4 separate regions of the Mus musculus genome follow, and regions 2, 3 and 4 are each linked to region 1. The links are chromatin loops, found by intact Hi-C in ENCODE. Cell type or tissue: heart. All regions are shown on one strand. Each heading gives the region's core, and the rest is flanking DNA. Links, peaks and the distances in the headings are about the cores only.

Region 1 (7,356 bases), core at 793-5,792:
AAATCGGAACTCTGGCATTTACTATCTTGTGCAATGTGGGGCAAGTCCCTTGACACTGCCGGACCTCAGTTTCTGTAGCTGTCAAAGTGGGCATAATAAGACCTTCCCATAAGGGTTCTGAGAAATCTCAATGAGTCCACATGCACTTCTTCTTAGCAAAATGTCTCTGCATGTTTTTAAGTGATCATTTAATAAACCAAATGACAGTCATTTGTTTGTTCCCTGTCTCTTTCTCTCTGCCTCAGAACATCTCCCCAGAAGAACTTAAGTTGGAATTGCCAGAGAGACAGCCCAGGTATATGGGGGGAAGGGGTAGAGTGGGGGAATATGGGTAGGGGGTGACAGACCTATAAACTGGGGGACTGTTGGGCTCTAGTTCTCTTTATGGGCTCAAGATCTCTGTGTTTGAAGCCAAGAAGTCATAGTCTAGAAACTTTTGTTGATATAATATTATTTTATTGCAGAATTTTCACTAGTATGTTAAAGAGCCATTTATTTGTTTTATGTCCGTGAGTATTTTGCCTGCAGCTATGACTATGTACCACATACGTGCCTGGTGCCTGCATAGGTCAGAAGACATCATAGATCTCCTGTGACTGGAGTACTAAGCTACCACATACGTGCCTGGTGCCTGCATAGGTCAGAAGACATCATAGATCTCCTGTGACTGGAGTACTAAGCTACCACGTGGGGCTTGGGAATGGATCCTAGGTCCTCTGCAAGAGCAGCAAGGGCTTCTAAAAACTGAGACATCTTTTCACCTCTTATACCAATAATTTTTTAAGGGGTAGACAAATCAGGAGAGCATTTTAAAAAATTTAAGGACAGGTGGTGGTAGCATGCACCTTTAATCCCAGCACTTGGGAGGCAGAGGCAGTTGGATCTCTGTGAGTTCGAGGCCAGCCTAGTCTACAAAGACAGTTCCAGGGCAACCAAGATAGTGAGCTCCTGTCTCAAAAAAGGTTTTTTTTTTTTTTTTTAATTTATGAGTATGCATGTTTTCATGCATGTCTATGCACTTCATGTCCATAGAAACCAGAAGAGGGTTTTGGATCCCCTAGAATCGGAGTGACAGAGCATTGTGAGCAACTTTGTGAACCTGAACCCAGTCCTCTGTAAGAGCAACAATGGTTCTTAACTGCTGAAATATCTCTTCCAGCACTTCCCCTTTTAAAAGAGGACTTAATTTATTATTTATGTGCGTGTGTCTATGGGAGCCACCTGACACTGGGTCCTGGGAAACTGACCTGCAGCCCCTACCTAAGAACAAAAAGTACCCAACCCCAGAGACATCTCTCTAGACCCTCTTGTTTCTTTGAAACGCAGTCTCCTGTATACCAGGTTGGCTCTGAACTCAATATACACCCAAGAACAGCCCTGGATTCCCAATCGTTTCACCTCTGCCTCGCAAGCACTTGGGATTACAGCTCTATGCTCTAATGTCTGATTTCCATCCTCCTGCTCTAGCCTTCTGAGTACTGGCATCAGAGGCCTGTGCCACTCTGCCTGACTCAAATTGGTCTGTTCACATCTTTCATCCTGACTCAGACCCCAAAAGAAAGGGACTTTTGACAACTGCAAAGAGCCAGGGCCCAGAAGGGGACCTCCCCTCCCAGAAGGGGTTCGATGCTGATTTTGTTTAGAGTTTTATCTTACAGTTTGTCTTTTCTGTGAAGTCCAATCGATCAGATTGTGGCACTTAGCACCTTGGCTCACATGCAGTTCCAGCTCCTGGGTCAGGCACCCAGCATGCAACTGCTGAGCCAGCCCTCAGGGCCCATTGCTGGGATAGGGAAGTCCCGGGCCTAGCCCCAGATTTAAGGATGTGAACTCAGAGCATCGATCGCGCAGCTTCTCAGGTCTCGTTCTCTTCCGTAGGTTTGTGGTCTACAGCTACAAGTACGTGCATGATGACGGCAGGGTGTCCTATCCTTTGTGCTTCATCTTCTCCAGCCCCGTGGGTGAGGACAGTGTCTTAGATTCTCTGGAGCAGTGTGTGTGAGAGAGAGAGTGTTTGTGAGTGTGTGTCTGTGTGTGTTGGGTGTGTGTTTGTGAATGTGAATGTAGAGTGTGTTGAGTGTGCATGGCTGTGTTATGAGTGTGCGTTTGTGAGTGTGTGAGTGAGTGTGAATGTGTGTGTGTGTCACTGTGGAGGTGTCAATAGTAACCAGGTATGGTGGCACACACCTTCTAAAACCAGCACACAGGAGGCAGAGGCATGCAGATCTCTGTGAATTTGAGATCAGCCTGGTGTGAATAGCAAGTCCCAGGACAGCCAGAGCTACATAGAGACTCTGTCTCAAACAACTCTCCCTAAACACACACACACACACGCACACACACACACACACACACACACGCACACGCACACACACCATAGCCAGGCATGGTCATGCTCTAACTGTGATCTCAGCACAGAACTTGGGAAGCTGATGCCAGGCCCGACTAAACGACAACTAATCTGAACAAGTCGGGCAGGCAGGCATGGTGGCTCAAGCTGTTAATTCCAGCACTCAGGAGGCAGGGGCAAGCAGATCTTTGTGAAATCAAGGCCAGTCTTGTCTACACAGTGAGTTCAAGATCAATCTTGGCTACATAGCGAGACCCTGTCTAAGGAAAAGAAAAAAAAAAAGAGTAATCATGTGAATGTGTGTGTGGGTGGGTGCGTTGTACGTGGGAGCTGAGAAGTGAAGGCAGGCATTTAGATTCGTCAAGAACTCATGGAATCCTGTTCATGTTACCTGGAAATCCCTGACAGGCTTCTGACTCTTCTCCCAGAGACCCTCACTATCACTTGAAGCTCCCAAACAAATGTAGAAACTCTTGAGGACGGATGACTTTCAAGGTCCTCCTCCAAGGACCTTCTGTGCCTACTGGACATTCCTAGAGCTTTACCAGTTATGTCGCGTTCCCCACCACATCCATCTCCCTTTCTCACACAGGCTGCAAGCCTGAACAACAGATGATGTACGCAGGAAGTAAAAACAGGCTGGTGCAGACGGCGGAGCTTACCAAGGTCCGGAGGGGCTCTGGAGGGGCTGGGCAACCTGAGGGTCTGAGGGAGGGAGCCAGGGGCTGGACCCCTGGGGTTGGTGGGCTGGGGGTAAATTCTAGACCCCAGAGAGAAAGGCTGGGCCTAGATCCTCAGGTCTGAGGGAAGTGGGATGGGCCTGGACTCCAAGGTCTGAGAAAGGAGGGATATGGAGGCTGGGATTTCTGGATTTGAAGCAGGAGGGCTTCTTGACAAACAAAGTAGGAGGGTGACTCCTGGGTTTCTAGTAGGAGGACTGGGGTACGGACTCCTGGGTTTGGAGGAGGATGGCTGGAATCTGGACTCCTGATTCCTAGGGGGTTAGGAATCCTCATTGGATCATAATGCCGATTGCTCTTTATCCAGGTGTTTGAAATCCGCACCACAGACGACCTCACCGAGACCTGGCTTAAGGAAAAGTTAGCTTTCTTTCGTTGACCTTTGAGCCAGGGATTTGGAATCCTTACTTCTGAAGGCTCAGATTGATAGGATATGAACATCCAAGAGCGAAATAAAGGTTAAAATTTCAGGAACTTAATAACGACATGGTATCTGCAAAATCTGAGCCTCTTTGTTGGTGCCGCCGGACAGTCCCTACAGTTCCAACTTTGGCCGGGAGGGGGCGGACGTTTCCAGCGAAACCAAGCTGGTCCCAGGAGAACAGACACCTGTTTCTCAGAAACCAAGGGAGGGGGGACTATGGGGTTTCCTTGGATGGAAGGTGGCCTGGGTCCCCTTAAGGAATTTGGAGAAATGTTTGAATCAATGAAGGGTCACGCCTAAGGGGATAAAGACCCTCGAGAGGAGAGCGCGGGCACCCTTTTTCTCCACCTGTTTCCCCCGCTCTGGGACAAGAAGGCATCTTTGGCGCCAAATGCTACTTTTCTCAGCCCTCAGATAGGAAGAATTTAAAGGCCAAAAGATGTCAAAAGATCAAAATGTAATTGCTTCAGGCACTCAGGAGGATGCTGAGGGATGGATGTTTTGAGGTTTTGCTAAGCTTGAAGGCCCAGGACTGTGGGGAGAGAGAATTCAGAACTCTCAGTGAGCCCCAGAGGGCTTGAAGAGTCAGGGAAAGGATACTCCCTATACGCTAGCCTTTTTTCTTTTTCTTTCTTTTTTCTTGGCACATCAGGGCATTGAATTTTCTCAAACCTCTGTTTCTCTTTGAAGGACATGTGTTGAGCACCCAAGCCATACAGGGCTCTGAGATGGGCAGTCACCACAAAGATGAATCATACTTTCTCTGCTTCTCCCAGTGTCTCCCATGGCTCCTCAATCCTCACACCCAAGGCCCCTGGAACTCCCTCCCTCCACCTCTTTCCAGGTTCCCCGTTGAGAGGTGGCCGTTGCCATGGTAACAATGACACAGTGACCTTGGGCCTGGGCTGTCCCTCCCCCAACCCTGGTGCTCTTAGACGAGCCTAAAAGGGAATTCTAACCCTGCCTCTCCCTCTCAGCCTTCAGATTCTTCCCCCCTTCAATCCGTGTTCTTTTATCCCCAGTCAAGACAAACCCTTGTCGAGAAGTTCTGCATAGAATATCTCTAAACTGGGCTATGGAGAAATGCCCTTAGCTTTCCATGTTCTGGGACATGTGGATCAAGCTGTCTCCGCCCTGCTAGAGGCTCCACCCCACCTATGTTTCTTCTGATCACAGCCTCAGTTCCCAATGGCTGGAGGTGGGAAAGAGAGGTCTGGGGATAAGAAGAGGCATCGAGGCCAAGCAACCGCCGCTGGCTTGCCGAGATCATGGAACTTGTCACAACAGTCACAACCTCAAATGCATAACAGCTAACTCTCCCACTGAGCGCTTCCTACGAGTCAAGGATCTGTGGGCACCATACGGGCATAGTTTAATTAACCTCACTCTGAAGACAAAGAAACCGAGGCACAGAAGGTGAAGCCATAGACTATCCCAGGCCCAAAGACCACACTATGGTTTTTTTATGCAAGAACTCAACAGCCATTTCTTTTCCCCCTCCATCCTCACTATCCTTCAGAGTTGAACTGGCTTTTCGGGTAGAACTGCAAATAACCCAATCAGAAAGGACCATGTAGGTGACTCGCCCAATCAAGAGCAAATCTGGAAAGCAAAGACTAACCAAAGGGGCGGAGGGGTGGTTCGATGGGTTCAGTCTTTTAAGAAGTACCAGCACCCTGATGTTAACTTATTTATTTACTTTTTAAAATTTTGATGTATTTTATTACATTGTATTTGTGTGTGTGTGTGTGTGTGTGTGTATTCTTTGGGCAGGAAGGCAAAAATGCAGAGTGTGGCTTAGGCATTAGTGGGTGGGGCTTAGACTTGTGGGTGGAACCTAGGATAAATACTATAATTAAGTCTCGAAGTGGGTGGTGGTGGTGGTGGTGGTGGTGGTGGTGGTGGTGGTGGTGGTGGTGGAGGAGGTGCAGTGATCGGGTATGACTGCAATCCCAGCACCTGGAAGGCACAGGCAGGCGGATCTCTGTGGACTGGAGGCCAGTCTGGTCTATAAAGTGAGTTCCAGGACAGCTAAAGCTACTGAGAAATCCTAATCTGGAAAAACCAAAGAAGAGTAAGAATCCTGAGTTTCAGGTTGGGCGTGGTGGCGCACGCCTTTACTCCCAACACTTGAGAGGCAGAGGCCCGCAGATATCTCTGAGTTCAAGGCCAGGTTGGTTTACACAGCAAATTCTGGGCCAGGTTGCCATACAGAGCTAGATTTGTGCTTTAGGGCAGGGCTTAAGAGGCAGCAGGTAGCCCTGGCAGTAGTGGCACATGCCTTTAATCCCAGCACTTGGGAGGCTGAGGCAGGCGGATTTCTGAGTTTGAAGTCAGCCTGGTCTACAGAGTGAGTTCAAGGACAGCCAGGGCTACACAGAGAAACCCTGTCTCAAAAAACCAAAAAAAAAAAAAAAGAGGCAGCAAGCAGGTGGGGCCAGAATTGGGGGTAGGGCCTAGGTGAGGAATTATAGGCTAGGTCATGAGGTCATGAGGTTGGAAGATGTGTTGCAGGAAGTAGGGCTCGGGTTAGTTCTTTCAATTACCTCTGCATCGTAGGCTCTTCACTCATTATCCATTATGTGTTCCTGTTACCTTCCCCTCTGCCCACACCTCCAGTCCAGGGACAATGTCACCCCTCTTTTGGATGCTTATGTGTGCTTCCTCTTCATGCACATGCTATGCTGCCATTTATTACTGTGTGACCCTGGGCAAGTGACTAGACCTCTCTGCCTCAGTGGTTCTCATCTGTAAAATAGGGATAGTCAGAGGAGAGCCTTCGTAATTGAATGCCCTAGAATCAGTGCTACATCTGTCTCGTTTGTTTGCTGCAGGTCTTCTCCTACTTCATTATGTGTGCTACGTGTGCACACATGTGAGTGTGTGTGTGTGTGTGTGTGTGTGTGTAAGGCAGAGGTCAACTTCAGGTGTTGTTTCTCAGGAGTGGCTCACCTTATTTTTATTGTTTTATCGTTGTTTTTAATAATTTATTTATTTTTCTTTTATGTGCCTTGGTGTTTTACCTGCACACATGTCTGGGTGAGGGTGTCTGGTGCCCTGTAACTAGAGTTACAGTTGTGAGCCTCTATGTGGGTGCTGGGAATTGAACCAGGGTCCTCTGGAAGAGCAGCCAGTGAGTGCTCTTAACCGCTGACCATCTCTCCAGCTCCCTACCCGAACTCAGAGATCAGCCTGCCTCTGCCTCCTGAGTGCTGGGATTAAAGGCAGGAGGCACCATCACCTGGCTTTTCTTTCTTTTTAAAATTATTTTGTCCATGTGAGTGTTTTTCCTGCCTGTGTGTCTGCACACTATGTGCATTTCTGGTGCGTGTGGAGGTCAGAAGAAGATGCTAGATCCCCTGGGACTGGAATTACAGACAATTGTAAGCCACCACACATAGGTGCTGGGACTTGAACCTGGGTGCTCTGCAGTGGCAATCAGCACTCTTAACAAATGAGCCATTTCTGTAGCCCTGGTCTACCAGGTTTATGAGACAGAGTCTCTCACTGGGGCCTACGGCTAGCAGATTAGGCTACATGGGGTGGCCGAAAAGCTCCAGGGATCTACTTGTCTCAGCCTCCACAGAGCCTGGGTTGCTGGAGTGAGCCACCATCCCCCTGTGCTGCACAGCAAGCTCTCCACAGGCTCAGAGATCTCCCCAGTCCTTTTCTCCTGCTGTCTCCTCAGCCCTATACTCCCTTGCTCATGTGGAGATGGTGTCTGGAGAGTGTGGGCAGGCAGTCTGAGAGGGGAGACTAGGAGCATCCCCTGCTGCTCATCTGGGTTTGAATTGGACGATTGTCATCTGCATTGGTGAGCTGTCCTGGGGTTGGGGTGAGGG
Region 2 (7,356 bases), core at 839-5,838, 86 kb after region 1:
TGGGATAATAGTCACCTCTCTCCCTGCGGGGGCTAATCTGTGTCCTCACCCTTCAACAAGAGTGGGCGCTGTCACGTGTGGCTTTTCCCTTTCCCAGAGCCTGGGGTTCTGCGGCAGCTTCGGGTGAGTTGAAGTTAGCTTCAACTCTGCCCTCTGTTGGCCATGCACAGTTGCTTCTCTCATTCCCCACCCCACCCCCAATCTTCTCGCTCCTACCTGTTCCCTCCCTGACCAGGCTGGTGCCCTCTCCTCTGCTCCTCCTACCCGGTCCCTGGGTGTTTGTTTGTTTGTTTGTTTGTTTTCTTTCCTCCCAACAGCTGTTCTCATCTGGAACCCTCACCTGTGTCTGTCTCCTTGCCCCGGTGTAGAGGTGCCCCGTAGCCTTGCAGTCTGAGATGGCCAAGGCTATGAAGGTCCTGGGAAGCAGGGAGTTGGGCGATATCCTTTCATTCACTAATTTATGTCGCTGTGACCACTATTCTGGATAGAGACAACTTAAAGAAACAAGGCTTTGTTTTGGTGTGCAGATTCAGGGTTTTTAGCCCCCCAGTCCCTAATCCCCCACTTTGAACTCCCCAAACCCAGCCCCTCCCACTCTTGTGGAAAGGGCAACATATCAGATCAATTCATTTGGGGGCAGTAGCAGCATGTCGTCCAGCCTGTTCACATCACAGAAGACCAGAAAAGCAGAGAGGGAGGCAGGAGCTAGGCAGGTATCACCCCCAGACACAGAGGTTGCTCTTACAGGGGACCTGGTTTTGGTTCTCAGCACCAGGCACATTTCAGATTCAAGCCGTCACAGACATGCACTGGCCCCTTCCAACTCTGCATGACAACCACTTCTGGAACAGTAAAAATCCTGAGCCCTGGGTCACCGTGTCTCGGCTTTACCCAGTAGAGCTTCCTTCCTCTGCCATAGCTCACGCTCAGAGCTCTCATTTTCTACCTACGGAACCACCATCTCTTTTCCTAGATGCACAGGCTCCAGGAGGCCCAGAGCAAGGTGAGTCTGGGGACAGGACTAGGATCTGCAGTGCCTGGGAGCCCTGAGCCCCAGCAGGCCCTGAGCCAGCCCTGTCCTCAAAGGAAACCCTCGGCTGCCTGGAGGTCTCTGTCATTTTTAACCATTTTCCCTTGCTCCACTGTGACCTGAAATGTATGTCTTGAATTCTGTTGCCTGTTACTCCAGGGGCTTAGGTTTTATGGCAGCCTTTCCTGCCCAGGGTTGCTGGATCCAGGTCTCTACCGCTTGCAAAGCTCCCCAGATGCTTATACTTATGACCCTAGACTCTTGAGAACCGAACAGTGACAAGTATATCTGTGTGACATCGAGCTTGTTTGTGTCATGACTGTGTAAACACATGTAACACTGGAGAACTTCCTCAACTTCAGTGTGTGTGTATATATATATATGTGTGTATGTATGTATGTGTACATGCGTATATAAATGTGTGTACATGACTGTGTGTATGCATATGTGCATATGTAAGTATGTATATGTGTGTATATATGTATATATACATATATGTATGAGTGTGTATATATGAGTATGTACATGGGTATATATGTATGTGTGTATATGTATGCATGAATATGAATGTGTTTATGCGTGTGCATATGTATGTGTGTTGGGAGCGACCCTGTTTGAATGTTAACTGCCTTGTCAGCCATAAGTGCTTACTTACAAAGTCTTGGCCTTTGTGGGAAAGCACTAGCCCAGCTGAGTACAAATAGACATAGATCCTGAAGTCAGGCAAGAACAAATAGCTATAAGTCTTGTGGATAGGTGCCTGATAACCCATTCTGTTCTGATCTTCCTGCTGAACTGTTTACCCAGTCAATATCCTGTTCCTGGGAATAGGTGCATTACCCAGAGACAAAGTGACCCCCCTCCACCCACCCTTCCTGCTCCTATGAGTATATAACCTGTGTGGGAAAAATAAAAATTTGTCAGCTTGAACAGAACCGCTTGTCTTGCTTGTTCTTTGTGTTCCTTTGTCCCCCATTCTCTTCCAGGTGTCCCCTCAAGTCCCTGTTCGACTGTCCTGTGGGTCGGGACATATGTGTATATGTGTGTTATGTGTATGTATGTATGTATGTATGTATGTATGTATGTGTATGTATGTATATGTGTGTATGTGTGTGTATATGTCTTAAGTGAACTTTTCACTCAGGATAGAAACAACATTTGCTTCTCCAAGATGGGACACCAACAACAGACCAAAGTCCAATTTGGGGAGCCAATATGTTTCTTGGGATTAAAGAGATCATAGGTGATCCGATCCCCAAGCTGCCTTCCTGACAGAGTGTCACCCCACATAGAAGGGTGACATACATCTTCCTACAGGTGAAGACCCCCTCTTTAGCTACTTTTCATACTCTATGTATTCTAAAAACCTCCTGAGACAAGGTCATGAGAGCACTTGACAGATTCCATACTGACAAGGGAGGGGTATGCAGGAGGGAGCAGCTGGAATCTCAGGCAGGGACCTAATGGCCTCCACACTCTCCTTCCCTGGGGGAAGGTCTACAGTCAACAGGCCTGGTCTCTTTCCAATGGTAATTGATTAACTAATTTTTGAGACAGGTTCTCACTGTGTAGCCCTGGCTGATCTAGAACTCACCAAGTAGATCAGACCAGCCTGGAATACTTGGTAATCCTCCTGCCTCTACCTCCTGAATGCTGGGGTTAAATGCTATTATGCTTGGCTTGCTCTGTATTTTTTATATTGTATTATATTGTATTATATTATATTATATTATATTATATCATAATATAGTAATTTAGCTTGTGTGTGTGGAGGTAAGAGGACCACTTGTGTGAGTCATGTCTCTCTTTCAACCATGTGGGTCCCAGGGCACAAGCTTAGTCATTAAGCTTGGGGACAAACACTTTACCCACTAAGCCATCTTGCTGGCCGAACAAGTCTGACCTTGAGGGTGTCTTTGCGTAGCCACAATGGCTCTGATAAAAATAAGAGCTGTTAGGCTGGAGAGATGGCTCAGCAGTTAAGAACACTGATTGCTCTTCCAGAGGTCCTGAGTTCAATTCCCAGCAACCACATGGTGGCTCACAACCATCTGTAATGGGATCCGATGCCCTCTTCTGGTGTGTCTGAAGACAGCTACAGTGTACTCATATAAATAAAAATAAGCCGGGTGTGGTGGCGCACGCCTTTAATCCCAGCACTCGGGAGGCAGAGGCAGGCGGATTTCTGAGTTCAAGGCCAACCTGGTCTACAAAGTGAGCTCCAGGACAGCCAGGGCTATACAGAGAAACCCTGTCTCGAAAAAACAGAAACAAAAAAATAAAAAATAAAAATAAAAATAAACCAGGCAGTCATGGCTCATGCCTTTAATCCCAGCACTTGAGAGGCAGAGGCAGGTGGATTTCTGAGTTCGAGGCCAGCCTGGTCTACAGAGTGAGTTCCAGGACAGCCAGGGCTATACAGAGAAAACCTGTCTCGAAAAAACAAAAAACAAAAAAAAAATAATAATAAAATAAAAATAAATAATTAAAAAATAAGAGCTGTTCTGTTCTGAGGCCTATTCTATAACAACAGTGAGACAGACAGACACGCATACACACACACACACACACACACACACACACACACAATAATGAGGGAGAGGGAAAGGCTGAACATGAAAGAATGGCTGAGAGTATCATAAGGGATTCTGACAGCCACATCACGGGATCTGTCCCCACTTGTGACGGCAGCAGCAGTTAACAGCTGGAGCTAATGAGCTGTCCGGAGTGAGGCCACATCTGGGTCACAGAGCCCAGTCTGTGTGTCTGGGGGATGACTCCGGCATGTGTCTGTGTTCTTCCGTAGCAACTCCCCGTAGTTTTGGGCCTGCAGCAATGTCTCAAGCCATCTTCCAACTATCTGTGGTTCCAAAGTGGGTGGTTTACAAAGAATGGTTTACAATACAATGCACGTGTGCTACCTTGGGTCCAGCCCACTCCTCAGCACTGGATGAGAAGTAAAACTAGAGGCAAGAAAAAAAAAAGTTTGTTTCTTAGTTTGGGAGGCTAGGAGATCTTCTCTGCCCCTGCTGAATTCACTGTGGAGTTAGGGCTGGTCTCGAACCCCTGATCCGGCAGCCTCTACTCCAAGTGCTAGGATTAACTGATGTGCGTCGGTTCTCCTCTCCTGTGCCATGCGAGGGTTCTTCGTGACCGACCTGAGTATAGTTACTGACTTCTGGAACCTGCATATATTCAACTTTACAAGTCAGTGCCAAAATGTTTCTGTCAGAGTCTCTAACACATCCTTTCCCCTTATAGTACACATCCCCCCACTTAAGCTAGTTTGAGTGGGTTTCTATTGCTTCCAATCAAAATGAATTTTAACCTACCCGAGCCATCAAAACCGACTACGGGATGACAGCCGTGTCTGTGATATTTCTCCTGAGAGATCCCTACCCCAACAGCTGCCATCTGCAGTGGTTTCAAAACTCCTGTGGAAATCTGTCACACCAACAGTATTGCGAGGCGAGGCCTGTGAGAGGTGGCAACGTCATGACTGTGTCACCATCACGAATGGCTGAAGGTGGCTGAGTGGGAGTGAACTAGTTATCACAGGAGCAGAGGCCTGAGAGTCTCTTCCTTCGCACACATGGACGCCCTCCAAGATCCAGCTTAATAGCTTACAACTATCATCCCAGCAGTTGAGGCAGAGGCGGGAGGATCAGGACTTTGAGGCCAGCTTCAACTACATAGTGAGTTTGAGGCCAGCCGGGGCTATGAGGTCCTGTCTGAAAAACAAAACATGAGAACTGGGGAAATAGCTTAGTGGGAAACGTGCTTGTTGCACAAATTTGAGGGCATGAGTAGAAAGCTAGGTGATGGCGGTGCCTTGTGACGTTGGTGCTCTGTGACATCGGTGCTGGGGGGAGGAAGAAGGGGCAGAGAGACACAGGCAGCTCCCTGAAGGTCACTGACCAGACACAGTGACCTCCATGGTGGTGAGCTCCAGCTTCAGTAAGAGACCCGATCTGAAAAAATACAGTCGTGTGAGCAACCTGTGATATTTGCACAACTCCAGGACATAGTTCTCAGGGTCTGTCCCCTTGGTTAAGCAATGAGTGACTGAGGAAACAAGTCCCCAGGGTACCTGCCATCCCTCAGCAATCGTGGCTACCCATGGCCTGGCGTGCTCAGGGCTGATTTGCATGTTTTTCTGTCTGCGTGAAACACATTCAACATTTTCTTTTACATTTAAAAAAAACAAAACTTTTTGGGGCTGGAGAGATGGCTCAGCAGTTAAAGGCACTCACTGCTCTTCTGGAGGATCAGGGTTCAATTCCCAGCACCCACTCAGCAGCTCACAACTGTCTGCAACTCCAGTTCCAGGGCTTAGACACTCTCACACAGACGTACAAGCAGGCAAAACACCAACGCACATAAAATAAAAGCAAACAAATAGAATCTTTCGTTTAAAACAAAGACAAACCTTTTTTCCTTTTACTTTGTTTTATGTGTATGTGTGTCCTGCCTGTATGTATGTCTGTAACCACACATGTGCATTTTTAACAGAGTGGGCCACATCCCCTGGGACTGTAGTTGCAGATGCTGTCACCTGCCAATTGGATGCTGGGAATTGAACCAGGGTTGTCATGAAGAGCAGCAGCAGGTGCTCTCAGCATCTGAGCTGTCTCTCTAGTGCACCCGTACACTTTGAGACAGGGTTTCTCTGTGTAGCCCTGGCTGGCCTAGAACTCACTATGTAGACCAGGCTAGCCTAGAACTCTGCCTCCTCAGTGTTGGGTTTAAAGGTGTATGCCACCACACCCGGCTTCATATGTACGTTGTGTGTATTTCATTTGTGTGTGAGCATATGTTTGTGCGTGGGAGTGTACACTCCATGACAACGTCTGTGGATGTCAAAGGACACCGTTAGGACTCTTTCCTTCCACCATGTGTGGTTGGGTTCCAAGAATGGAACTTAGATCGTCAGCAAGCACTTTCCTGTCTGAGCCATCTTCCTGCTCCAGCTTTGTCATTTAAACCCTGTGCCATCCATAATGGCATTCATGTACAATGATTACTCTGAATGAGACACATTCCCTTTTCTCCCAGGGGTGGTGTCACATGTCTCCTTTTCTCTGGGCTGCTGGAAAAATGTCGAATCAAGGTTGTGAGATCTAAAAAGAGGGTTTCTTTTACTAATCAAAGCGTATCATGGAAATTTTTAAAAAGAAAAAAAGAGACATAGGTGCAGGCCGGCGTGTCCTTGGGCTGGAGAGCAGGACGTCTGTCTTCGAGTCCGAACATTCCTGGTGTTGACCAGCCCGGAGCAAATTAAAAATGGGTGATGTTGAAAAAGGCAAGAAGATTTTTGTTCAGAGGTGTGCCCAGTGCCACACTGTGAGAAAGGGAGGCAAGCATAAGACTGGACCAAATCTCCAGGGTCTGTTTGGGCAGAAGACAGGTCAGGCTGCTGGATTCTCTTACACAGATGCCAGCAAGAACAGAGGCATCACCTGGGGAGAGGACACCCTCCTTGATGGAGTATTTAGAGAATCCCAAAAGTACATCCCTGGAACAAAAATGATCTTCGCTGGAATCAAGAAGACGGGAGAAAAGAAAGACCTAATAGCTTATCTTAAAAAGGCTGCTAATGAGTAATTCCACTGCCTTATTTATTACAAAACAAATGTCTCATGGCTTTTAATGTATACCATAATTTAATTCATACACCAAATTCAGATCATGAATGGCTAGCAATGTTCTTGTTGGACAGTCCTGATTTAAGTGAAACTGACTTGTCATAAAGTGGGTACGGTCTTTTTTAAAGCAACAGTTCCAGTTTTATACATGCTACCACTGCTCTCCCTTTCTCAAGATAGGATTGGACTTAATTAGTAATGTTTTACTTTCCATAAATATGGGCATGTCACCTCAAACCTACTAAATGGTTTTATACTTAGATTTATATAACTGGGCATATGAATATGCTTAAACACTGGGAACATTCTATCACTGTCTCAGAAACAAGAAGACTCACCCGTGTTTCAGTTTGTGTTCACTGACCTCTTACAGGCCATGGCTAACCACCAGGAGGCAACTGTCTATGCTTGACAGTGCAGTTTTAATTAGAATCCCCTACATCAAGGATGCTGCCTTTTACTATTGAAAGGCATTTGCTGTGGTTTATGTATGATATCAAATAAAGAGTATTTAACACTTCTTTAAAAATAAGAAGAAAAGAAAAAAAAAGCCAACTTTTCTTCCCACTGCATTCCCAGAATCCTTTGCAGCATGCCTGTTAGAACCCCTTTCACATGGTGTTTGAACTATCGATTTAGCACCTGGCTCTCTCAGAGGCTGGTGGGTTCCTCAAGGGCAAG
Region 3 (7,356 bases), core at 1,634-6,633, 280 kb after region 1:
CCAGAGGGAGAGATGTGCCGTGGCGGTGTCAGGGCTGGTCATACTTCATCCACACAAGAAGCAGAGAGAACAGGAAGAGAGAAAAAAAAAACCTACAAAACCTTAAAGCCCACCCACACTTCCTTAAACCTTCTATAGGTTCCTTGGGGTTGGAGAAGTAGCCAATCAGTTAGAGCATTGGTCTTGGGGTTACGTCGCCCTCTTCAGGCCTCCACGGTACTGCATACTTATGGGGCACAGATATACATGCAGGGTCATTCATACACATAAAATAATTAAATTAAAAAAATTAATGTCATGGGCTGGTGAGATGGCTCAGCGGTTAAGAGCACCGACTACTCTTCCGAAGGTCCTGAGTTCAAATCCCAGCAACCACATGGTGGCTCACAACCATCCGTAACAAGATCTAACACCCTCTTCCGGAGTGTCTGAAGACAGCTACAGTGTACTCACATATAATAAATAAATAAATCTTAAAAAAAATTAATGTCATTTCCAGTCAGATGGTGGTGGCGTATGCCTTTAATCCCAGCACTCAGGAGGCAGAGACAGAGGCAGGCAGATCTCTATAGGTAGAGGCCAGCCTGGTCTACAGAGTGAGTTCCAGGACAGCCAAGGCTACACAGAGATACCCTGTCTTGAAAAACAAACAAACAAACAAACAAACAAATAAAATAAAGTTATTTCAGGCTGGAGAGATGGCTCAGTGGTTAAGAGCACTGACTGCTCTTCCAAAGGTACTGAGTTCAAATTCCAGCAACCATGCGGTGGCTCACAGCCATCCATAATGAGATCTGATGCCCTCTTCTGGTGTGTCTGAAGACAGCTACAGTGTACTTATATACATAAAATAAATACATAAACCTTTTAAAAAATAATTTCCAATCATCCCAGCACCATTTGTAGAAAAGGTAATCTTTGTCCAGTAATGGCCCCTGTGAGAATGCCTAATACTGCCAAGACAGAGGACTCCATGTTTTATTTTGGCTTTGTTTCTTCAGGAGCCAAAACTAGCTTTATTCCTTTCTCTTGTAGTTTATGAAACAAACAAACAAAAACCTGCAGTCATAGTTTTGATTTTCTTAGATTTTTCTGTTCAGTCAGAATTCTTGGGAGGCTGAGGGTGTGGCCAGAGTTCCCTGGTCTAGATGTCCCAGCAGGTGCAAGGTCCTGGGCTGGATCGCCAGCACAGCAAAGTACAAAACACATAGAAACTTCTAAGGTGGAGGGCTGTGTGTAATATATGTGCTTGTTGAGTTGTTGTGGTTGTTAGCCAGGGCAGGACTGGTCCCGGTATGAATTTCATAACTACCAGCTACAAGGCTAGTGCAAGCATGCGCACAAAAGCCTTCTGGAATCTTCTCTGGCTCTAAACAGGCAGACAATGGTGAATGGAAAGTTTAGGGTTGGGATACCATCCTAAGAAGTCCTAGGTTGTTACTGGGTTGGGGGAACTCTAAGCAACATGCTACAGTGCCCAGAGTTTGAATTATCCATTGTAGAGAGTACTGTCTACTAACATGTACCTTAAATTCCAAGTTCCTACTGTATGCAGAAGCTCTAGGCCAGCCAGGGATATGAAAACATTAAAGAATGCAGAATACTCCAGGCTTGGTGCCTCACGCCTTTAACCCCAGCACTGGGGAGGCAGAGGCAAATGAGTTCTAGGCCAGCCTAGTCTACAAATCGAATTTAGGATAGCCAGGGCTGTTATACAGAGAAACCCTGTCTGGAAAAAATGCAGAATGGAAGCAGGGGGTGGGGGGCTCAGCAGGTAAAGACCCTGTGTGCCGGAAGGAGGCATCAGACTCCCCCAGTTGTCATGCAACTTCCACACCTACACACTACAGCATGCACACTCATGCACAGCAAATGTTTTTTGTTTGCTTGTTTGTTTTGTTTTGTTTTGAACACAGAATGATTTTCTATTGGTTTTGCCTGCAGCTGTTAACTGATTAAATTCCCTTATCTCTCCTCCCCTTCATTTTGTGGCCCATATACATAAACTTACAGCCATCTTAAGCTTCCCTTTATACTAAAAGCTTTAATTTCTCTTTATTTCCTTATGGGGCCCTGTATGACTCCATAGTCATGGGCAGGCTGGGCCAACACTCTACCTCTGAGCCATGCCCCAGACCATCACTGGCTGGCCAACACAATGGATTTTTTTTTAACTAAGGTTTATTTAAGTTTAATTAATTTTAAATGTGTATGGGTGTTTAACTTGCATGTATGTATGTGTGCCACATGATTACAGTACCCGTATAGGCCAGAAGAGGGCATCAGATACCCTGGAAATGAAGTTACAGGTGGTTGTGAATTACCAAGTGGGTGCTGGGAATTGAACCCAGATCCTCTGGAAGAGCAGCCACTGAGTCATCTTTCCAAGCCACTGAGTCATATTTCCAACCCTCTTGACTGTTTTGTTGTACAGTGAAATACATACTTACTTTATGACCCAATAATTCCATTCCTAGGTATTTACTCAAGAGAATGCAACCTGTGCCTACATAGACCTTCATACATGAACAATCATAGCAGCTTCATTCATAACAGCTCCAAGTGGGGAGCAGCTCAAGTGCCCATCAAGGTGAGTGGATAAAACAAACAGATTGTGGTTCATCTGGTCACTGACATATGACTCAGCAAGAAAAGGGGAGTGGAGCTGATGGCTCCATCCAACTATGTGGATGATCTGCTGTTAGCTGTTTGTTTGGAAGGAAGAAGCCAGATTCAGGGACTGAGTGGTATGTGTCAACCAGAGACCAATCAGGAGCCTGGAATCACGTAGTCATTGGAACCATGATTGTTGATGTCTCAGAGCTATGAAGAGTAACAGGAGCGACTCAGTGGTTGGGAGGTAGAGAGAGACAGGCCGATCTCTTGAGATCAAGGGCACAGACCTGTGATCTCTGCACTTAGGCCCAGGCTGTAAGACCAACAATAGTAAGACTGTCTCAGGAAAACCAATACAAAACAAAGAAAACAAACAGGCTGGCAAGGTGTTTCAGTGTAGCCTGTCTTTAGCTACTTTGTGAGTTCTTTCTTCCACTCTTCTCTACCTTTCAACCCCCTAACTTTCAATAGGAGAGGGAAAAGGGAAAGAAAGGAAAGGGGGCACTTATAGTTAGACTACTTCCTGCTGATTAGGGGCATTGAGTTCCTTGGGGCAAATTTGATCTTCACTGTCAGGATATCTTGTTTCTTCTTGTTTTCTTCTTCCCTTACAACTACTTAACAAACAGTAACCAACAACAAGCAACAGCAGACAACAGCAAACAACCCACCCCTGCTCTCGGCTTTCATATGCCCTCTGATAACTCCCCAGAATTCCAAATGTCATACAGTCACAAAAACTATCTGCTGATGGCAAAAATCACACCCCTGCGAGAGCACGAGGCAAATTGTAGCCAGCTGCTAAAGACAGTCTGAAGCAGCGCCATAGGCTACACCTGGGAGTGAAAGGAAACCATATTCCCATAGTGCTTCTGTGTTTTCAAAGAAACCAAAACTCTTATTACATTTCAGCCAGTAAAGATACTTGCCACCAAGCCTGAGTTTCATCCCCAGAGCCCGTGTTGCAGGAGAGAACCAGCGCCTGCAAGCTGTCCACTTATCTCTATATGTGCGCACACACACACACACATGCACACACATACACACACACACACACACACATGCACACACATACACACACACACACTTAAAACATCATTTTGGGAACTGGAAAGATGTCTCAGTAATTAATAGCACCTTCTGCTCCTGTTTAGGACTGACATGGTCACAATCATGATTAATGTCTTTTCTAGGAAACCCAATGCCCTCGGATGACTTGTGTCTCAGGCACCAGACACAAATGTGGTGCACTCATTACATCCGTGCAGGCAAGACATTTATTCACATAAAATAATTATTTTTAAAACATCATCTTATATTATATGTGTGTGTGTGTGCCTAAGCACATGTCTGTATTCTTTGCTACCTGGGAAACTGAGTCAAGAGGGTAATTTAAGCCCGGTAGTTCAAGGCCAGCCTGAGCAACATAGGGAGACCATTACTAAGAAATGGAAGGAAGGAAAGGAGGGAGGAAAGGGAGGAGGGGAACAGGAAATTATGGAGGGAGTGAAAAATGAGTTGAATGAGGTGCCATACAGCCTTAATCCCGTCACTTGGGAGATAAAGACAGAAGGATAAGAAGTTCAAGGCCAGCCTTGGCTGCCTAGAACCTACTTCAAAAACACCAAGAAGAGCCACTGAGATAGCTCACGGGGAAGGCACTTGCCAGCAAGCTGGACAACCTGAGTTCATCCTCAGAAACTACTGGGTAGAAGGGACGAACTACCACCTGCAAACTTTCCTCTGATTGCACACACATGCTTTAGCATAAGTGCATCTACATGCACACAACACGCACTATATAAACAAGTGTTAAAGGTAAACATTTAAAGGAACAGAAAAAAAGAAATCAAAAGGAAGAACAATTAAAAAGACAGCAGCCCCAGGCTGGAATTGGCTTTACCGGAAGTGCATATCCAGTCGGAGGCCACACAAAAACGCATACAGAAAAGTGTCTGGAGCGAGATGGTAGTGCCAGCCACACGTGGCAGGAGCCAGGCGCTGGAGAATCCTGGTGATGCCATAGATGCGTCAGAGCCTGCAGGCGCATGCCGCAGAGAAGCCCAGCCGCCTGCCACGCTCCTCCAGCGCCCCCTACTGGAAACCTGTAGCATCGTGGTAGCCATCAGAGGAAAAAAAGACTTCAAGGCCTTTTTTTAAAGGCCTAATATTAGTTCAATAAATGGTTCATTGACCTGTTCTACAGCAGTTCAGTGCCGTGATCCTAGAAAGCTTAAGGCTAGGGCATATTCTAATCCGACTTGCACTAGAGTGAGACCCTGTATAACAACATCAACAAAAACAAAAACTACCATCGGATTCTAGAATACTTGAGGGCTGACAAGGCTCAGTGGGTAAAGGTGCCTGGTGACACACGTGACGACCTGAGTTCGATCCCCCGTGATCCACATGTCGAAAGAAGAGAATTGAAATTGATGTAATTATAAAAAAAAAAAAAAAGAAAGAAAAAGCCGGGTGAGTTCCAGGACAGCCAGGGCTATACAGAGAAACCCTGTCTCGAAAAACCAAAAAAAAAAAAAAGGAAAGAAAAGAAAAGAAAAACTTTTAAAAAGCCAAGCACTTTTTAATCCCAGCCCTCCCAAGGCAGAAGCAGGTGGATCTCTGTGAATTAACAGCATTGTTTATTTAGCAAGTTCCAGGGCAGCCAGGAATACATAGTCTCTCTCTCTCTCTCTCTCTCTCTCTCTCAAACATGCCTGCACCCATGCATGCACACCCCTTTAAAAAGGTAAAAAACAAACAAACAAACAAAAACACCTTGGATTTGGAGTGGGAGGACAAAGATAGATGGTTGCATAAATAATGATGTTGTTTTAATGCTCTGGGAACTAACTGAACTCAGCCAACTGGCCCACACTCAGGGGTCTCATATGTCATTGCTACAAAATGGAAGAGGAGTCTGGGTCACAGGATGATGGCTTTTATGTTGGTCCCCGTGTTGGGAATGCTAAACCAGCTGGCCAATCCCTGCTGTCTTCAGCACAGCACCCTCAAGTGGCCAGCTGAAATGTCAGCAGCTGGCACCGGCCGGGATGTGCTGGGGCCAGCTTGCACCAGCTCAAGTGGATAAACTGCGCGTATCTCTTTCCAACTTCACAGCCCTGGGGCCTCAGCTGGGCAGTGTAATTGTGTGATTCATACCCCAGGCAACAACCAAGGCTATAAACATTAGTCTTCCCACCCTCCGACCCCCACCTAGCCAGTTGTTAACTACCTAGCAACGATCTAGGACTCCCAAGAGGGATCGTGACTCTACAGGGAGTCAGAGGCATTTTTAGACTGCCACCTGGAAAATCCCTTGGCAGTGCCACTTCTCCAGTGACTGAGGCCTTGTGACTCGCAGACTGATGGAGTTACGTGTCAGAGAGCAAGTACCATCATCATAGTCCTTTTTGGAATGTACAGTCATAGGTTTTTGCAGATGGAATGTTAGCAGCATCCCCAGTTACCATGCCAACCAAAAATAACCAGCCAACAAACATGCAGCTCAGACTCTCTTACCAGTAGCTGAGTGACAAGCAGACAGTATCTGATTTCCCCCACCCAAACTGGTCTCAGCCAGTGATTGACATTTAGCCTCCAGATTGTGGGAGCGATGTACCATGGGCATCCCCACAGAGAGACCTGGAGTTCCTACATGCAGCAGACAGGATTCAAGCTTTGCTTGGCTCAGTCTTGCAGGCCCCCTACCCCTCTTCTTTTTCTGTGTAACACGCGTATGCATGGTGCCCTCAGAAGCTAGGAGAGGGTGTCAGATCCCCTGAAACTGGAGTTAGAGCAGTTGTGACCCACAATGTAGGTGCTGGGAAATTGAATCAGTCCTCTACTAGAGAAGTGAGTGCTATTGTCCCCTGGTCCATTGGTTCAGCCCCATTTGTCTGTCTGTCCTCTTCCTCCTCCTTTTCTTCTTGAGTCCCTAGCTGGTCTGGACCCCACTGTGTAAAGTAGGATGGTGCAAGCTCACAGAGATCTGTCTACCTCTACCTCAGGAGCACTGAGATTAAAGGTCTAGGCCACCACACTTGGCAAGAAAAAGAAATTTTTTTTAGAGAAAAGTTTAAAAAAGGGGGGGAGTAGTTTGGTGGTGAGGCCTCACAATTATAAAGGAGGCAGCCAGGGAAAGGCTCAGAGACGTGGCCACCTTTAAGTGAATACCTGAGTGAGAGGAGAACAGAGAGACAGTGGGCAGATAGTGTGAAACCTTACGGCCCTCAGAGAGGAGTCTGCCATTAGCTTGAGAACGGGGAGTTGTGGAGGGTTCTGAGCTGCACAGGACAGCACCTGACCCAAGTGTTTCCCCTACCTGAGTGCTTACGAGGAAGGAAGCACAGAGCCAGGAGATGGTGGTGGTGCAGGTGACAGCTGATGAGGACTAAGGTTCAAAGGTCATCTCTGACAGGCCATCAGAGCAGCCTCCAGTGAGGAACCCCGGTAGAAGCCTAGAATGAGAAGGTTCCTAGAACCTAGGTGACGACAGCGAAACGCTGCTGATGGCTACAGCAGAGAACACTCACCTTGCATCACTGCAGTCATTGAGGACCTTGACGTTACAGCGTGCTTAGAAAAGGTTCACCATCTGGGCATGGTGATACATACCTATAATACCGGCACGTGGGAGGTGAAGGCTGATGGAGTTCAAGGTCAGCCTTGGCTACATAGCAAGTTTGAGAGTATCCTGGGCTACATGAAATCCTGTCTTGGGGGTGAGGGGAAGGAAGG
Region 4 (7,356 bases), core at 815-5,814, 120 kb after region 1:
GGTGGTGGTGGACTCTCTCTGCGTAGGGAGTTGGAGCGCGTCACCGACATGTTCTCAAATTCGTCAAGCAGCAGAGTGAGAGCCCCATCCTTGGCACCTTTGCTGCCCCGAACGATGGTCTGGGGTCCAGGCAATGGCAGGGTAGGGCCAGGAAGGAGGGGACACAGGTCGTGCATCCGACACAGGAAAGACAATACAACACAGAAACAAGACAGAGACAGGTGAGGTGATAGCCTGTGATGATGGGTGGGAGCCCCAGGAGCTGCTGTCACGCCCACCACCCACTCTGGTGCTCCCCCAACAAGTGCCTCTTGACTTTCCTTGGCTCCCAGCCTGGCAGCAAGCTCTGCCCTGTGGACTAGGGTGAGGGAGGAGAACTCAGCCTATAATCAGCCCCCAAGAGCTGCAAATTACAGGCCGCTTGGCTCAGCACTTCCTCCCCTGCAGGCTGCCAGCATCATTAACCCTCAAACCACGCAGCTCTGATCCCCTAGGGCAGAGGATGTGGCGCAGAATAGAAAGCCCACAGCCTAAAGCTAGGAGGCTTGGGAGCTGTGTGGCAAGCGTCAACTGAAACATGCCCTGAACCACCAAGCCTCCACTCTCCCTGCCCCACTGAGGTGTGGTCTTCTTGGCTCCTCCTGAGCACTGGGCACATCAGGCGGTTCCTCCAATACACTGGATGTGTGTCCATCAGCTCTTTGCCCTGCCCTACATCTCCCAAATGTCTCCATGGCTGTCCCACTCCCCTCCCAGAGGTCTCTGATCAAAACCTCCTTCTCTGAGGACTTGCTAACCCCTAGTTTAAATGCCAGCCCACAAGTCTCCGGCTCTTTCCTTTTTTCTTCTAGAACAGTGGTTCTCAGCCTTTCTAATGCTGCGACCATTCCTCATGCTGTGATGACCCTAAACACAAAATTATTTCATTGCCACTTCATAACTGTGGTCTGCTACTGTTATGAATTGTAATGTAAATATCCACTATGTGGGTCGTGACCCACAGGTTGAGAACCAGGGTTGTAGGCCTGCTGCAGCGGACTAGGCTGTGAGCCCAGGATGCTGCTTTACCCTGTGGCCTTCCCGGGGCTGAGCACTTGTTCTACCATTCACAGCCTACCAGGTCTTGGACCTAGATCAGAGTCCACACCAAGAACAAGGTACTTTGCAAAAGAAGGAAGGAAGGGAGGAGGAAGGCAAGAAGGAGAGGTGGGGAGTTGCCTGGATAGTCTCTGAGGCTGAGTTTATACTGAGCTCCCGGGAACGACCTGGAGTCCATAAGGCTCCTAATGGCATGCTGTGGTCCCAGCCTCTTGTGGGCCCTGGCTGTCTGCCTGAAAGCCTGGCCTTGTCCAGGGAGTCAAGAAAGATGGATGTTAGGTTTCAAACCCAGGACAAATGGCTGAGGTGCCTATTTGACATATCAAAGCAGACCAGGCCTCTAGCATTTCCCAGCATCCCTCAGTCCCTACCTGTTACAGGGTCTTTCTTTCCGGCATCCACTGCTTCCCCCTGGACTGCCTTCCCCCAGCTGCCTTTCCCTATATAATCCAGCCATTTTGGCTGCGCTGACTCTGCTGCCTTTTACCCTCCTGGCCTCCTGGCTCTTCCCTCCCCCTCTCCTCACCTGGCTCAGAGTCATGTCCACTCTGGCCTCTTCCAGATGCCCCTGCCTCTGGCTGTGCTCTCCCTCATACCCACAATAACCTCCTCCACCACACCTAGGAGCAGGCATGTTTACCTTTTTCATTTCTTTTTTCCTTCAGGGGCTACCTGCCAGGCTCTGCTATTAGAACCTGAGTCAGTGGTCAGGAAGCTTGTCATCTAGGCAGTCCCAGCTAAGGTGCCTGCCTGCACGGGAATTAGGACAAGTGTCCTTCCCCTGGCAGGACTGTGGAAAGGTGTGGAAACACAAGGGTGCATAGAGCAGTGGTGAAATTTTGGGGACACACAATGTGTGAGAAATGACCACAAAGCTCATTGGGTCATGGGAGTGTTTAGGGTGGGTTGTCTGGGGACTATGGAGGGGCCTACTTCATAACCAGTTGCTACTGGCTTCCAGCTGGCCTGGGGCATGAAAAGCCCATACAGATTCAGATGACAAGAGGGGCTTTCTAGGCAACAGAGAGAAGTCAAAGCTCTCACATGACCCTACGGGGCCACAGAAATAACCAGAAAGAGCCCAGCCTCCACCCAAGCACCACGGCTGTGGGTGCCCTGATGACGCTGCCTCTCTCCTGCCAGACCCTGGCTGGTCACTGGGAGAGGATGAATCAGCTGCAGGGCCGGGTACCCAGCCTGCTGACCATAGGCACGCCCAACTCCACCAAGTGGGGACACGTCTGGCTGTACTCCTCTGGGTCCCACCACCCATGGCATGAGTCCAGCTGGGGCACTCTTACCACTAGGCCTGCAAGGCTGTAGTTCCTGCCTAGGCAGTGAGACCACAATTCTCACATTGTACACGGGGGCGGGGGAAGTGTGAGGATCTTGGATCTAAACCTCAAGTCTCACTCCAACTGACAATTTGCTCAGGATGATAAGACTGAATGGCTGCTGCCCTGCTCCCATCTGCCTCAGCTGCTCCTGGACCTTGGAATGCAGCTTAGGCATCCCCTAGCCAAGCCCGGATGTTGTCTGGGAGCACTCCCATGTTGTCTCCCATGTCATGAAGCACTGGGAGACCAAGGTTGAATGTGTAGTGTTGTGGTGTTGGGGCAGGAGTGGAAGTCAGAAGCTGACCTTCCAGGATTGTACTGGCAGGTGGAAGGCCGACCACTGGGCTACAGAGGTGGGAGGTTCTGCAAAGAAGCCAGGAGCAATTGAAGGGCTGGGCCATTCTGGCAGTATGGGCTGTGGGCTAAAGTGGTGTGGTGATGGCTACCTTGGGGGCTCCAGGCTGGATGGACGTGATGCAGGCAGGGTCGATCAGGGGCTTGGGTCTGCGTGCTGATTCCTCAATCAGGCTCTGCCACTGGCGGGGCAGCCCTGTGAACTTCTGCTCATGCTGATCAAAGCCTGTGTGTACACGGTGCTCGAAGTTGGATGGGGCTGAGATCTCCACCCGCTTCTTCTTCTTTCCAAACATGGTTCCAGGGCCTTAGCACAGAGTTTGTGAACAGTGGGGTGGCTTGAGTTCTTACAGGCACCTGTAGGAAGGAAGCACCAAGGGAGGTGGGATCAGTGGCAGGTCATCTGTCACTCAAACCTTCTCCAATTCTTTGCTTCTGCCCTGGCTGGTTCAGCAGATATCTCATATACCAGCAGGGGGCAGCAGACTCTTCCTGGGCCCTCTGAGCAGCTATTTTTGTGGGTTCCTCTTGAGCAACTAGAGGGTCAGCCCAGCTGTCCTCTCTTCAGAGCCACAGCTCCTTGTGGCCCATCACCTTCACAGCAGCTTTCATACTGCAGGGCCTTTGCACAGGCAGTTCCCCTTGCCTATCATCCCAGGAGCTCCCTCCCTCCCCTCCTCCAGTTCCCCTTCCTGTGTTTAACACAGCCTGCTGGCCATCACTTCACCTTCAGATGCCCTCACCTTCGGGGAACCTGCTGCTATTCCTATGTGTAGTGCCTCTTGTCTCCCTCCAACCCCAGTAATGATAGCAGTGCCTACACCCGCCCATCCATAGTCTCCCTAGTCCCACCTCTGGGCACCAGTGAGCAGTCCCCACCTCTAGTCTGGCCACCCCAGCCATTGGCTACAGACAAATGGAATGCCTCTCCACACTGGGACATTCTCCTGTCTCTAGGGCCTGGGTCTTCAGCTGGGTACTATATAAATACCCAGGAAAGGCCAGTCAGGAACCCAAGGGTGAGCCAGGCATGGTGACATACCACTTTAGTCCCAATACTCGAAGGCAGAGCCATGTGGATTTCTGTGTGTTCAAGGCCAGTCTGGTCTACATAAGTGAGTTCTAGGCTAGTTAGAGCCTATCTCAAAAAGGGAGTGGGGAGCTGGAGAGAAAGCCCAGCAGGTAAGAGCACTGGCTGCTCTTCTAGGGGACCTGGGGTCAGTTTCCACATGGGAGCTCACAACTGGACATAACTCCACTTCTAAGGGATACGACACCCTCTGACTTTCAAGGACATTAGCAACACATGTGGTGCACAGACATACATGCAGGCAAAAACACTCATACACATAAACTTTAAAGACTAATAACCATTTTTAAAAAGTAAATTAAAAATAAATAACAACAGTTACAACAACAACAACAACAACAACAAAGAATCAAAAGATGAGCCAGGAGCACAGGCTCAGTAGCCGCAATCCCAGCTACTCAGGAGGCAGGAGGATGGCAAGCTCAAAGCTCTGCCGAGATAGAGTGGATTCAGGCTATTCTGATCAACGTGGTGAAATTGTCTCAAAATAAAATGATAAAAAGGTCTGGGGCTGCAGCTCAGCAGCAGAGAACTGCAGAGTAGGCGGGAGGCCCTGGGGTCCATCCTAGCTGAAGGACAGGATGATGGTGGCACCCCACAGAGGATCAAGCAATGAGGGACACTAGGCAGCCTCCCAACAATCCTCTGCCTCTCACTACCTGAGTCCTGGGTGATGAAGCAACTGAGCCCCTCCCTGCCTGGGACCAGCCCCTTATGCTGGAGAGACAGGCCCTGTGGGAAGAGCCTGGAGTCCGACAGACCTGGTCTGAAGCTGGCTGGGCTAGAAGCACCTTTGCGTGGGTGACGTCTCCTCCTGAGGCTTTGAGTTACTCATCTGTAAGACAGGAAGAAAAGATCTATCAGTCATTCAATCACTAACACCCACTCTACTCTGGCTGATAGTCGGACACGAGAACAACCTAGACAGCCTATGACCCACTAGGGTCTACCTGGGGCAGACGGTCCCTAGGTAGTGACAGTGTACACTGGTAGGGACTGGGCCCACAAAGTGCTACCAACCACGGAAGGATGGCAGGTGTGCTAAGGGAGGCTTCCTATAGGAGGCTTCAGGAGTGAAGGCCCAAAGGACCAAAGGGTGTCAGAGGACTTTCATCTTTGTCCCACCTGGCTCTTCAGTACCTGGCAGGGTGGTGGGCAGACACAGAACCAGCACCCAGCCCCAGTGAGACTCTGCTGGGGAAGTGGCTACAGACAAGTGTCCAGGGGGCAGCTCTCTTCTTCTCCAGGCATGGCTCTCTTTCTTGGGAGTCACTGGCTCAGCCTACAAGAAGGACATTAATGGGCAGCCAGCCAGGGAAACCGGTTTGGCAGCCAAGCCAAGAGAGAGGCAGGTGGGGACGCAGCAGCCAACCTGTCTCAACTGGTCCCAAGGGGCCAGCAGGTGGCCAGCCCCGGGCCTGGACAGGACTTTCCCAGCTGGTTTAGTTTCTTTGCTTGATCCAAGTCCAGGGGTTGTGGCTGAGGGTTGGGACAGCTAGGGCAGAATGGGCACCTCTGGCTTCCAGCCTTCTCTGCCTCAGAACCAGCACTGCAACATGCTGCCCTCCTCCCAGCCTTTCCTGTCCAGCCTGTCCCAGCACCCCGACCTCTGCACCAGGGCTACCCAGCCCTCCTTGGCGCTACGCCTGTCTCTACAACTCTAACAGTGCCACACCTTGTGCTGCCTGGCACAGCGTGGAGCCTGTGCTGCGACCTGCGGCTCCCTGTCCTCCGTGTCTAGCTTGCTATCCACCCTGAACTCTTGGCTCTACTCTCAGTTCCCACCTCCCACACCGAGGGAGCCCCAAAGCAGCTCCCAGATTTGGCAGTATAGGGGGTGGTAGTGCATGTGACCACTCACTAAGCATAGGGAAGCGCTCAGAATGGAAAAGGTGGGAGAGCTTTCAGCAGTGCCTTTCCATGCTCCCCCACACAGACCCCTACCCCCACCCATAAGCCCCAAGCCACCTTGCATACTGCAGCCACTTGTGACCCTGCAGGAGAAGGGGCGGAAGGGCACACCTCCGGATATTTGCCTGGGCCACCCCTTTCCTCTGGGCAGCATATGGAGGGAAGGACAAACAGAGGAACTGGTGTTTATAATGACCTGGTGTAGGCCCCACCCAGGCCCTTTTAGGCATCTCGTGGCTGGGATGGGTCTCCCAGGCCAGCTCAGAATTTCAGAGCCCTGCAGCCCAAGCCTCAACCCCCAGCTGACAGTTAGCTAGCACTATATGCCCTGATTTCTATATCTGTGAAGACCCAGCCCACAGCTCATGCCAGGAAGCTCAATGAGTGACCCTAGGGAAAGACTCCACTCTTATGCCTCAGTTTCCTCTTGTTGGGAGGGTGACGACAGAAGCTGCTTCCAGCAGCTTTTATAAGGAGTCACAGGAAAAACAAGCAAGGCACTGAAGGTCTGGCTCAGAGCCAACTCTTACTGACGCTTAGGCAGTAAATCCTCAATGCTAGTTACATGAGAACAGTAGCCAGCAGGAATGTGCACCTACTGTGTGCCACCTCTCTTAGAAGCACTGTCCCAGTATCTCTCACCCTTTGTTCCTGACCCAGCAGGAGAGCCACTGTGAGCCCCATGCCCTAAGTAAGGTTCTCACTTGTCATGGGCAAAGCCAGAGCAGACATGAGAGTAGGCCACTTCTCCCAGGGCCTATGGCCCCTGCTTCTGGCGCAGATCCAGCCAATGATGCTCAGCCCTGTGATATACGCACAGCCCTACAATGGAGGCACCTTATCCCAATTGTCTGGTGTGGAAACAGACTCCTTTGTCCAGGCACCCAACCAGTCAGAGGTTGCCAAGGTTTGACCCAGGAAGGTGAACACAACAGGCTGGCCTCTTACTAGCTTGCACTGTGTGCAGCTAGTCTGGGCCCCCATGATGCTTCTACCTGCCAGGCCCACACCTTATCTTTCCTCTCCTGTGCTGGACTTCACCTCCTACCCCAGCCTGCCCCAGAAATGGGTTTCCTGGACCTCCTCCCAGGATCTCTGGTGAGACAAGCTGGTCCCAGAAACGATGCCTGAAACCCTGTCCCCCCACCAATGTACGCCATGGGGTTCTAGAGCTGACATGCTCACTATGAAGGAGCCTGCGGCCCTGGAGAGTCACCAACACAAGCCCCTTGGCTTCCAGAGACCTCAGAGTAGGGGCTATTCTGGGCCAGTGTTGGGGAATCTTGTTGGACCCTGGAGGTAAAGGGGTGACTGAGTACCCACGGAAGAGATACAGATGGAGCAGTATGGCCAGCAGCTCCCTCCAGCCAAGGATACACACTAAAAATGACTATATTTTAAAATGCTTTTTTCATTTCTTTAATCTCTGATTCTTCAATTGTGGGATACTCAGTTCTCTAGTCCCCCCTGCGCCCCTGCTCTGCTCTCAACCTTTCTCGAGAGGCAGATGCATCCATCTCCCATGCTCCTGAGGGAATGAGCCGACAGCTCCAGGAAAGCCCTCCC

Evidence for each region. Hi-C counts contacts between places; a loop is a spot of excess contacts. Peaks named below come from ENCODE experiments on the same cell type or tissue, not always from the same donor. Only the 100,000 strongest peaks of a DNase experiment are listed, where the experiment ranks them.
Region 2: a loop joins it to region 1, with 8 times the contacts of the local background. A loop is called at or near these places in 30 of 42 quality-filtered maps.
Region 3: it touches region 1 in a loop (4-fold over the local background); 19 of 42 quality-filtered maps call a loop at or near these places.
Region 4: it touches region 1 in a loop (10-fold over the local background); 3 of 42 quality-filtered maps call a loop at or near these places.

Annotation. Positions count from the first base shown.
Region 1 is chr7:28,442,975-28,450,330 of GRCm38, forward strand. Gmfg (glia maturation factor, gamma) reads left to right here. Exons shown (of 7, transcript NM_001039192.2): 4 at 246-295; 5 at 1,879-1,961; 6 at 2,943-3,016; 7 at 3,398-5,256. The coding sequence ends at 3,469. Among named protein-coding and RNA genes, the nearest start is that of Lrfn1, 5.6 kb to the right of the region's middle. In heart, for the core only: a CTCF peak has its summit at 3,645 (motif pointing right); DNase peaks (open chromatin) are centred at 1,807 and 3,677; H3K27ac peaks cover 270 bases; H3K27me3 peaks cover 1,156 bases.
Region 2 is chr7:28,528,459-28,535,814 of GRCm38, forward strand. It overlaps the pseudogene Gm19880. Among named protein-coding and RNA genes, the nearest start is that of Sycn, 8.7 kb to the right of the region's middle. In heart, for the core only: no CTCF peak of the experiment used is centred there; no DNase peak of the experiment used is centred there.
Region 3 is chr7:28,722,138-28,729,493 of GRCm38, forward strand. It overlaps Fbxo17 (F-box protein 17), which reads left to right. Exons shown (of 7, transcript NM_015796.2): 2 at 2,478-2,590. Among named protein-coding and RNA genes, the nearest start is that of Fbxo17, 9.0 kb to the left of the region's middle. In heart, for the core only: CTCF peaks have their summits at 2,287 (motif pointing right), 4,711 (motif pointing left) and 5,641 (motif pointing left); no DNase peak of the experiment used is centred there; H3K4me3 peaks cover 277 bases.
Region 4 is chr7:28,565,153-28,572,508 of GRCm38, forward strand. Pak4 (p21 (RAC1) activated kinase 4) reads right to left here. Exons shown (of 10, transcript NM_027470.3): 2 at 4,641-4,714; 3 at 2,882-3,146; 4 at 1-119. The coding sequence starts at 3,085. Among named protein-coding and RNA genes, the nearest start is that of Mir7049, 7.8 kb to the left of the region's middle. In heart, for the core only: a CTCF peak has its summit at 3,259 (motif pointing right); DNase peaks (open chromatin) are centred at 3,289 and 5,559; H3K27ac peaks cover 1,391 bases.